2 separate regions of the Homo sapiens genome follow, and region 1 is linked to region 2. Evidence: chromatin loops called from intact Hi-C (ENCODE). Cell type or tissue: HCT116. All regions are shown on one strand. Links, peaks and the distances in the headings refer to the core of each region. The heading gives the core; the rest is flanking DNA.

What was found. Hi-C counts contacts between places; a loop is a spot of excess contacts. Peaks named below come from ENCODE experiments on the same cell type or tissue, not always from the same donor. Only the 100,000 strongest peaks of a DNase experiment are listed, where the experiment ranks them.
Region 1: a loop joins it to region 2, with 2.5 times the contacts of the local background. A loop is called at or near these places in 1 of 110 quality-filtered maps.

Annotation. Positions count from the first base shown.
Region 1 is chr17:61,566,636-61,572,018 of GRCh38, reverse strand. No RefSeq gene overlaps it. Among named protein-coding and RNA genes, the nearest start is that of NACA2, 22 kb to the left of the region's middle. In HCT116, for the core only: no CTCF peak of the experiment used is centred there; DNase peaks (open chromatin) are centred at 1,588, 2,570, 3,148 and 4,498; H3K4me3 peaks cover 1,291 bases; H3K27ac peaks cover 4,654 bases.
Region 2 is chr17:62,106,541-62,111,923 of GRCh38, reverse strand. No RefSeq gene overlaps it. Among named protein-coding and RNA genes, the nearest start is that of MED13, 44 kb to the right of the region's middle. RefSeq lists an enhancer at 4,758-5,320. In HCT116, for the core only: a CTCF peak has its summit at 2,262 (motif pointing right); a DNase peak (open chromatin) is centred at 2,263.

The DNA of each region.
Region 1 (5,383 bases), core at 155-5,154, 540 kb after region 2:
GGTATGTTCTGTTTCCCTAAAATGTACTTCCTATCCTTCTTAATCTGACAGGATCTGACAAAATTCAATTAATCTTTCAAGGCCTAGTTTAAATGTCACATCCTCTATGAAACCTTCTCCTATCTCTTTGCATTAAATGAATGTTCTCTTCTTTATACTCCCATGACATGATTCCCACCTTTATTAGCATATTTATCATTTTGTTTTACAATGAGCTGTGTATGTGTACACCTGTTGAATTGAGAGTGCTGTCATACTCACCATCCCGTATGAAAGTCACTTGCAATTCCTCATAAGCCAAAATAGTAGACACTCAAAGTGCTTATTGAATGAATAAAACCCACTTATCTGAATTCACAGAGGTATTAAAGATAATGAATTAGGAAGGGAAAAATGAGATTGCAAGTATGACAGGCATGCTGATTGTAGGGCAACATACAACTCTTAGCAAGAGAAGGATAGCCACATAAAACATAAATAATCAAAAATACCAGTTTGGGATTATTTGCTTTGAAGTTAAATAACCCATTTATTTTGGTAGACCTTGAGGTGGCATTGTTACTGCACAATACAATTGATACTAACAGTAATGACCCAGTATCACTATGAAAGCATTTACAATTTGTTGTACAGAGTGTGTACATCCTTATTCATGGTGGCATGAGGATTATAGCTCAATGTAATAAAATTGACAGTACAGAAATAAGCCCATGTGTCTATAGTCAATGGACTTTTGAAAAAGGTGCCAAGACCATTCCAATGGGGAAAGAATAATCTTTGCAATAAATGGTGCTGCGACAACTGGATATCCATATGCCGGAGAAGTTGGGTCCCTACCTCACACCATATATTGAAACAAACTCAAAATCGATCAAAGACCTAATTGTAGGATCTAAAACTATAAAACTCTTAGAAGAAAACTTAGGTGTCAATCTTTATTACCTTGGATTTAGCAATGGATTCTTAGATATGATACCAAAAGCACAAGCAACAAACAAACAAAAAATAGATAAATTGGACTTTATCGAAGTTAAAAAACTTTGTACATCAAAGGACAGTATTAAGAAAGTGAAAAGGCTGGGCACGGTGGCATATGCTTGTAATCCCAACACTTTGGGAGGCCATAGCCTGGGCAACATAGGGAGCCCCCATTTCTACAAAAAACAAGAAATAAATTAGCTGGGTGTCATGGTAACACGTGCCTGCAGTTCTAGCTACTTGGGAGGCTGAGGCGGGAGGATCACTTGAGCCAGGTAGGTTGAGGCTGCAGTGAGCCATGATCACACCACTGCATTCCAGCCTGAGCAACAGAGCAAGACCTTGTCTCTCACACACAAAGCAACAACAACAAAAAAAAAAAAAAAAGAAAAAAAGAGAGAGAGAAAAAAAGAAAGAAAAAAAAGAAAAAAAGTGAAAAGGCAACCTAAAGAATGAAAGGAAATATTCGCAAATCATTTATCTGATAAGGATCTAGTATTCAGAATATATATTTTAAAAAATCTTACCTTGCAGCAACAACAACAACAAACCCAATTAAAAAATAGGCAAAGGACTTGAATAGGCAGTAGCCAATAAGCACATGAAAAATACTCAGCATCACTTGTTACTATGGAAATGCAAAGCAAAACCACAAGGAGGTACCACTTCACACCCACTGGGATGGGTATAATTTTTAAAAAACAGAAAATACAAGGGCTAGTGAGGGTGTGGAGAAGTTGGAACCCTTGTGTATTGCTTCTGGGAATATAAAATGGTGCAGCTGCTGGGGAAAGCAGTTTGGCAGTTCCTCAGAAAGTTCTAGAATTTCCATGTGATCCAGCAATTCCGCTCCTAAGTACCTACCCAAGAGAATTGAAAATATGTAATCAAACAAAAAATTGTACACAAAACTTCATAGCAGCATTATTCATAACAGCCAAAAGATGGAAACAATTCAAATGTCAATCAACCAATGAGTGGATTTTACAGATGTTAACATTTTGGTATACTGGCTTCAGCAAATTTGGTGTGTATGAATCTGTCCCGTTTATTTTTATATATTTATAACATATTTGAATTTATAAACAATATGTAATATTGCTTTACATAATTTTAAAATTTTTGGCTGAGTGCAGTGGCTCATGCCTGTAATTCCAGCACTTTGGGAGACCAAGGCAGGCTGATCACCTGAGGTTAGGAGTTTGAGACCAGCCTGGGCAACATAGTGAAATTCCGTCTTCACAAAAAATACAAAAATTAGCCGGGTGTGGTGGCTCGTTCCTGTGATCCTGGCTACTCAGGAGGCTGAGGTAGGAGGATCACTGGAGCCCAGGAAGTCGAGGATGCAGTGGGCCGTGATTGCACCACTGCATTCCAGACTGGGTGACAGAGCAAGACCCTGTCTCAAACAAACAAACAAACAAATTCTATAAAAGACATCATACCTATCTCACTGTATTTTGCTTTCTTTCTTCAATATTTTAAATATATTGTAAAATTGTTATGTAATTGTAAGCCATCAAAAGACTTTCACAAATGTCTCATAACTTGATCTCCCTCCCTTGATTGTCCTGCCATCTCCAGTACAGCCCTGTTTAATTATTTGAGCAGTTGAAAATTCTAATAATCAAGGTCATATGTGACATAGTCATAATGCCTTCTGCATGTTTTTCTGTTACAACCGGGATTATAGAATTTAAGCTATAAGACACAAAGCATTAAAAAGTATTGGCAGGATCATAAACATATTTAGTATGTACACACTAAATCTGTAGATATTTAGTATCATTAGGTCAGAACTTACAACAGTTGTATTCTCAGACCAGTCCTTAGCCTTCAACAATATTTGCTTAAGAAACTAATTTTATCAAGGGGAAGCGTAGGTGTTTGACAGTTTTATATATGCTTCAGGTACCCCCATTCACCCCCCAAGTATAGCTACTTTTCATAACCTGTGGACTTCACAAAGGCAACCTCTCTTTTGATGCAGACTGGACATTTGTTCTGGCCTCGAGCGTGACGCATGTCCCTGATCCTCTCCTTTCCTACGTTCCTACTTTTAGTGCTCGACGTTGTCAATTACAAGGCCTCAAAGATTGACTTGAGGTCTGGCTCCAATTAGTATTCTCTGGCACCTGAGCCATTAGGTTAGCAATTCGTTTATGCATCTTTCAGGCTAAATGCACCTCATGACCTCACTCATAACAGTATTTCCCTGGGTGGTATTTCTGTTGTTGATCTTTATGCTTAAATACAGGTTATTATTTTTCCCTGTGAATCACTATGTCCACATAGGTGTGGTTGGTTAGGTAAACACAGAGGAGATACATGAGCTAAAGCTGAACCTGTAGAAACATTCTATTTTCAGTGGTTGTAGTAATGACTTGCACATTTGTAATATCTCTTTTTGGCATTTTTTTGTCGTGGGTATTGAGTCTGGAAGTAAAAAAAACGGAGATAGGTGGAGGTTGGTGAGGAACGCTTCCCACCAACAGATCAAGACATCTAAAGGCCTGGCACAGTGGCTCAGCCCTGTCTTCCTAGCTCTTTGGGAGTCCCAAACAGGAAGATTGGTTGAGCCTAGGAGTTTGAGACCAGCCTGGGCAACATAGTGAGACCCCCATCTCTACCAAAAAAAAAAAAAAAATTAACGGGGTATGGTGGCATGTGCTTGTAGTCCCAGCTACTTGGGAGGCTGGGGCGGGAGGATGGCTTGAGCCCAGGAGTTTAAGGCTGCAGTGAGCGGTGATGGCGCCCTGCACTCCAGCCTGGACAACAGAGCCAGACCCTGTCTTTTTTTTTTTTTTTTAAAGACATCTCAGGTATAGGTTTGCTTTTGAGTAACAAAAATGCACATGAAACACTTAAAAGAAAACAAAGTTACCTCTTAAAGATAGTTCTCAGGTAGATTAGTAACCGTAACTTTGTAATACCTTCCAAAATGTGTTTCTTCTTTGAACTTCTAATTGAAATGAAACCTGGTTTAATTAGCATGTGGCTTCTTGTCTCAGAGATCAACACTTTTAAAAACCAGGTAGAGAAGTCAATTTCAATGTTAATCTAGGGTGTTTGAAATTCCCTTTAGCTTTAAAATGTTTCAAAATATCCAACCTATCAGATCTATAGAAAAACAGATGTTTGTTAAGGAACTTTTCAGCTTGTTTTCACTTCATTTTCATTTTTAGTTTGCATAGACAAAATAGTTCCTAGTGGTAATTGTTTCCAGTGAAAAGAAGTTCAAGGCAAATTGAAAATATTTTTTGAATGAGCTCAAGCGATTTACAATTTATGTAGAATGCAGTATTGCTCATTCTGTACTCTTACTCATAAGTGATATTGTTTGATCATTGTTAGCATGTTAGGTACAAGATCAATGATTTTTGCTTGATAATACCTTGTACTTAAAAGTGTTTTTAGTGTTTATTTATCCTCTGGTTTTAATGTGGTGGAGTCATAATACATAAAAGAGAATATTCACTAGACCCATCTTTTGGGTTACACCCATTAACACAAAAGTTGTAATGTTTTCTAAAATGCCTTCATTTAATTGCCAACTATGCTGAACTTTTCACAAGTCACATCAATAGTGAGTCACTTAAATAAAAATTCACCAGTGTGTACAACAGAACAAAAGAAAGACGCAAAAGAAGTTTCAGCCTCTAGACAGATGTAGAATTTTCAAAAGGCACAAAGAGATAACTTTTTGTCGACTTCTCATCCTATAGAAGAGCTGTAAGAAAAATACTAAAGAGTCTAATACCTTGTAAACATTAATAGAAAACTAGTATTTCAGCAGGTGTGCCTGTTGCTTTTTATACTGAACACGGTAATCCTTTGATCATGTCTCTGAAAAGGTTTTCTTTCCCAGATATGTTGCAGCAACTTTTCTTAAAGGTATAGCTTCAGTTTCTGGAAATTTCTTGACATCTTTATTAGTTTTTGTTTTTTAAAAAAATTCCATAAAAGTAATTTGGAAAGTAATTATTTGCCACTGTGAGAATAATTGTTTTGCTTTTAGAATTTCTCCTGTTTAGATAAATTTACTAACATCTGTTAGCTATATCATACACTAAGATTAAGCTTTATTATAGTCAAAATTATACTTTTTCTTTTTTTTGTAAATGTTCCCAATTTCACTTTTATTTGTAATTTATTTAACATATAACTGTTTAAATTTTTTTTAATTTTATTATTATTATACTTTAAGTTTTAGGGTACATGTGCACAACGTGCAGGTTTGTTACATATGTATACATGTGCCATGTTGGTGTGCTGCACCCATTAACTCGTCATTTAACATTAGGCATATCTCCTAATGCTATCCCTCCCGCCTCCTCCCACCCCACAACAGTCCCCGGTGTGTGATGTTCCCCTTCCTGTGTCCATGTGTTCTCATTGTTCAATT
Region 2 (5,383 bases), core at 162-5,161:
TTTGGTTTAAAAAGTTAAGCAGAAGTCAAATCTTCCCTCTTGGGAACTCACAATAAAGTGTCACAAAGGAAAGCTTTGATTTTTTATGAGCTGAAACTGAAAAGCCACAGAGCTTCGGGAGCTAGAGTGGCTTTTTTTTTTCTTTTTTTTTCAGCCAGGGGCAACGGGAATAAGCTGAAAAGGCTGGTCCAGAGAGGGTGGTGCTGATTCACTGAGAGGTTAAAAAGCCCCTAGAGGGCCGGGTGTGGTGGCTTATGTCTGTAATCCTGGCACTTTGGGAGGCCAAGGCGGGTGGATCACCTGAGGTCAGGAGTTTGAGACCAGCCTGACAAACATGGTAAAATTCTGTCTCTACTAAATACATAAAAAAAATTAGCTGGGCATAGTGGTGCATGCCTACAATCCCAGCTACTTGGGAGGCTGAGGCGGGAGAATGGCTTGAACCAGGGAGGCAGTGGTTGCAGTGAGCCAAGATTGTGCCATTACACTCCAGCCTGGGCAGCAAGAGCAAAATAAAATTCCATCTAAAAAAAAAAAAGCCCTAGAGAAAGGAGGCAGTGGCTGTTCCCTAGTGCTACTGCTGTAGTTCCAATCCTTTCCAACGCTGTGAGGTTCAGTTGACTCAGGGTGTGGTACACATTTGTTTTTCCTATGAACCATCCTTTTGAATTGTCTTTGAGTAATGAGTAACTTGTCTCTAGTAAATTGACTGTCTGTTTCTTGCAACCAAAATAACAGTGTGGATCAGACTGTGGATCATCAGTATCCTGTCTAATGCTGCTGTGGGTGTTAGTACGTAGACTGTATTCCAAAGTCCCCTACTTCTTTCCTGTTTTAGTAGGGCTCTTACATTACAAGTGGCAGAAAGCCACATCAAACTGGTCTATAAAGGGGAATTTATTGGAAGGGCTGGAGTATCTGATGAAAAAACCAAGTCTGGAAAAGGACAATGGTATTCTTGGGCCTCAGGAACAACTAGAACCGAGAGCTCAAGCCCTGTCAGGACTCTAGCTCTAACTCTTGTCTCTGCTTCTCTCTACATATTTTTTTATAAGTTTAGTTTGTTGTTGTTTTGCTTTGTTTTCAGAGATAAGGTCTCATTCTATCACCCAGGCTGGAGTGCAGTGGCACTCATCATAGCTCACTGCAGCCTTCAAGTCCTGGGCTCAAGGGATCTTCCTGCCTCAGCCTCTCGTGTACCTCGGGACTACAGGTGTACGCCACCATGCCCAGCTTTGAAAAATTCTTGGCTGAGGTCAGTGGCTCACGCCTGTAATCCCAGCACTTTGGGAGGCCAAGGTGGGCAGATCATGAGGTCAGGAGACCTCATGGTTAACCAGGAGACCAGCCTGGTTAACATGGTAAAACCCCGTCTTTACTAAAAATACAAAAATTAGGCCGGGTGTGATGGCTCATGCCTGTAATCCCAACACTTTGGAAGGCTGAGGTGGGCAGATCACGAGGTCAGGAAATCGAGACCATGGTAAAACCATGGTGAAACCCTGTCTCTACTAAAATACAAAAAATTAGCCAGGCATGGTGGCACACTCCAGTAGCCCCAGCTACTCAGGAGGCTGAGGCAGGGGAATTGCTTGAACTCGGGAGGCGGAGCCTGCAGAGAGCTGAGATTGTGCCACTGCACTCCAGCCTGGCGACTGGGCAAGACTCCATCTCGGGGGAAAAAAAATCTTTCTTCTTCATACAGACTAACTTCTATATATATATGATGATCTTTGAGAGCATCCCAATGTCCTAAAGAGACTGTATGGCTTGTTAAAGCATAGGACCTGAGTCAGCTTGAGTCAGGTTGAGCTGGTTTTAAACCCAAGCTAAGCCATCAACTAACAGGGAACTGTTGGCCTTTTAGCTTAACCTTGACTTCTATATAACCGCCCCCCAACCCCATGAGCCTTGATTTCCTTTTCTAGAGGGTGGAGATGAAAAATAGGTGCCTACCTTCCAGGGTTGTTGTGAAGATTATTTATGATAATGTTTATAAAGCATTTAGTTCAGTATCTGGCATTCAGGTTAGTACTTATGACTTTCCTGCCAAATTCAAAACCTCAAAAGCCTTCTCCTTTAAGAACATAGATCTTAGTCTATCTTGATACATCAGCAAGTTGCAGGAGGTGAATTGAATTACAAGGGACCCTGCAGAAGTAAGGCATGCCAGGATCTGATAGCAGCTCTCTGAAGTAGCTCCATTAAACTGTCACTGGAGGGTGCTAATACGCCTGGGGACATTTTAGCAGGCTCTAGCACTGAAACTCACTGCTAGGCTAGGTGCACCCACCCATGGCCACCGGAGGGTGCCAGATCCTCAGGATGGGGAGCTGGCCCAGACACATTCTCAACTGGCCTAGAAGACTGTTCTTGGAGAACTAGCTGAGCTAGGGTAAGCAAGGAGGACCAATCAAGGAGCAGGTGCCTTACTAGCTTATTGGGGGTGCCATGCCAGGCAGGAACTCTGGAGACCTGGGACAAGACTCTAAGCAAACACTGAGCCTCAGGAAATTCTCTACATGGTCTTGGTCTAGGTTGCAGTCTCAAACTATCATGTCAAAGGGATCAAGCTGAAGAATCAGGGAACTGTTTTGTTTGTTTGTTTGTTTTTTGTTTTGAGACGGAGTTTCACTCTTGTTGCCCAGGCTGGAGTGCAATGGTGTGATCTCTGCTCACTGCAACCTCCGCCTCCTGGGTTTAAGCGATTCTCCTGCCTCAGCCTCCCAAGTAACGGATTACAGGCATGCGCCACCATGCCCAGCTAATTTTGTATTTTTAGTAGATATGGGGGTTTCTCCATGTTGGTCAGACTGGTCTCAAACTCCCGACCTCAGGTGATCTGCCCGCCTCGGCCTCCCAAAGTACTAGGATTACAGGCGTGAGCCACCACGCCCTGCTAGAAGAAGGGAAGTGTTAAGACATCAATACAAGAGCGCTGGGGATATTAGGAACCTGATTTGAGTTGAAGAACCTATACGGAAGTCAGACATGGCCAAGAGAGTGAGATAAAGGATGGAGCCCAGAGATATGACCCAAGACAAAGGTAGCAGAGGCCAGGAACCTTTGACAGACCATCTGTCCTGCAGGCTGCCATCTGGGAGGGGTCTGCTTAAAGTGTTGAAGTCATTCAGACTAAACTGTACAATTATTATTTCAGTCTAAAGTAAACTCTACTGATTAACTCAGTTATCCTCTAAGATAATAGATATTAAAACACAAAGGTACTTAATATGCAATTATCTAATGAGTAAAAATGATTTGTCACTTATTATATAAACTGCAGGTCTTTGTGCACCATCAGAAATCTCATTATGGTATAAAGTTGTAGAAAAAAAAGCACTAGTAGTAAAAGTTCAGAGGTGATTTTAAAAACATTTATTGGGCTGCAAAAATATAGAAAATATAGAAAAGGATAAAGAATAAAACAAAAAAATTATTTCTACTCTCATCAATTTTAATTGGTGTTTTTTTTTTAAGAGACGGGGTCTTACTATGTTGCCCAGGCTGGTCTCAAGGGATCTTCCCACCTCGGCCTCCCAAAGTGCTGGGATTACAGGCATGAGCCACTGTTTCAGCCTTTAATTGTTCTTTTAATTTTATTTTAAAAATGTAGTTTATGATTTATTCAGTTTGCTATTTTGCCTTTTTTTTTTTTTTTTTTTTTGAGACAGAGTTTTGCTCTTGTTGCCCAGGCTGGAGTGCAGTGGCACAATCTTGGCTCACTGCAACCTCCGCCTCCATGGTTCAAGCCATTCTCCTGCCTTAGACTCCCGAGTAGTTGGGATTACAGGCACCTGCCACCATGCCCAGCTAATTTTGTATTTTTAGTAGAGACAGGGTTTCTCCATGTTGGTCAGACTGGTCTCGAACTCCTGACTTCAGGTGATCCACCCGCCTCGGTCTCCCAAAGTGCTGGGATTACAGGCGTGAGCCACACTGCACCTGGCCCTATTTTGCCTTTTACACCTACCATTGTCTCATAAGTATCTTTATGTAACAAAATTATTTTTAATGACTGCATATGGGAGCCATGAATTTCATCTATATATATCATAAATTACTATAACACTTTCACCATTGTTGAATATTCAGTTGTTTCCAATTCTAAATTACATTATGATAAATACTTTTGTGCACAAAACTACATTCACATTTCTGATTAGTTTTTTGTTGTTGTTGTTGTTGTTTTGAGAGGAAGTTTCGCTCTTGTTGCCCAGGCTGGAGTGCAATGGCACAATCCCAGCTCACCGCAACCTCTGCCTCCCAGGTTCAAGTGATTCTCCTGCCTCAGCCTCCCAAGTAGCTGGGATTACAGGCATGTGTCGCCATGCCTGGCTAATATTGTAGTTTTAGTAGAGACAGGGTTTCTCCATGTTGGTCAGGCTGGTCTGGAACTCCCGACCTTAGGTGATCCACCTGCCTCGGTCTCCCAAAGTGCTGGGATTACAGGTGTGAGCCACTGTGACTGGCCTCTGATTAGATTCTTAAAATTAGTAGTTCAAAGAGTCTGAGCATTTTTTTTTTCAGATGGAATTTTGCTCTGTTGCCCAAGTTGGAGTACAGTGGTGTGATCTTGGCTCACTGAAACCTCCACTGCCTGGGTTCAAGCAATTCTCCCGCCTCAGCCTCCCTAGTAGCTGGGATTATAGGTGTGCACCACCATGCCTGGCTAATTTTTGCATTTTTAGTAGAGACAGAGTTTCACCATGTTGGCCAGGCTGGTCTTGGACTCCTGATCTCAAGTGATCTGTATGCCTTGGCCTCCCAAAGTGCTGGGATTACAGGCATGAGCCACCACACCCGGCCAGCATTTATTTTTATTATGATAACTTGCTGTAGCTAATATATTTCTTTTATGTAACTGAATTTATTTATTTTGGCATTTTTTTCTATTGACTTAATGATTACAATGTTTTTCTTTAAGAGCAAGATGAATATCATATTTTCTTCTAGTATTTTAAGATGTTATCTTCTTATATTTAATGCTCTAAATCAGCAGGGTTTCCTTCTGAGATATATGAGGTGAGAATTACAGTATTCTTATGGAAAGGCAAAGTACTTGTGACAGGGCTCCCTGCTTGTGGAAAAACAGCCACTGGTCTGGGTAAAGAGGACTCATGGTGTGTCCCGACTTACTCCTGGGTGACTCTAGCTCTATGCTAGGTGCCTGTACTAGGCACTATGAACCGCAGACATTTGGATTTTGCTTTTATTTATTGTAGCTACAGGAGGATTTCCAAGAATAGAAATGTTTCCTCTACTCCCTAGTGTTTTGAAATAGAGAAGTCACCTGGCCATTTCACTGCCAAGTTTATGAGATAGTAAAATCCAAACACTTAAGTGTTCATCTAGGTCTGTCTGAACAGCACCAGGCTCTAAT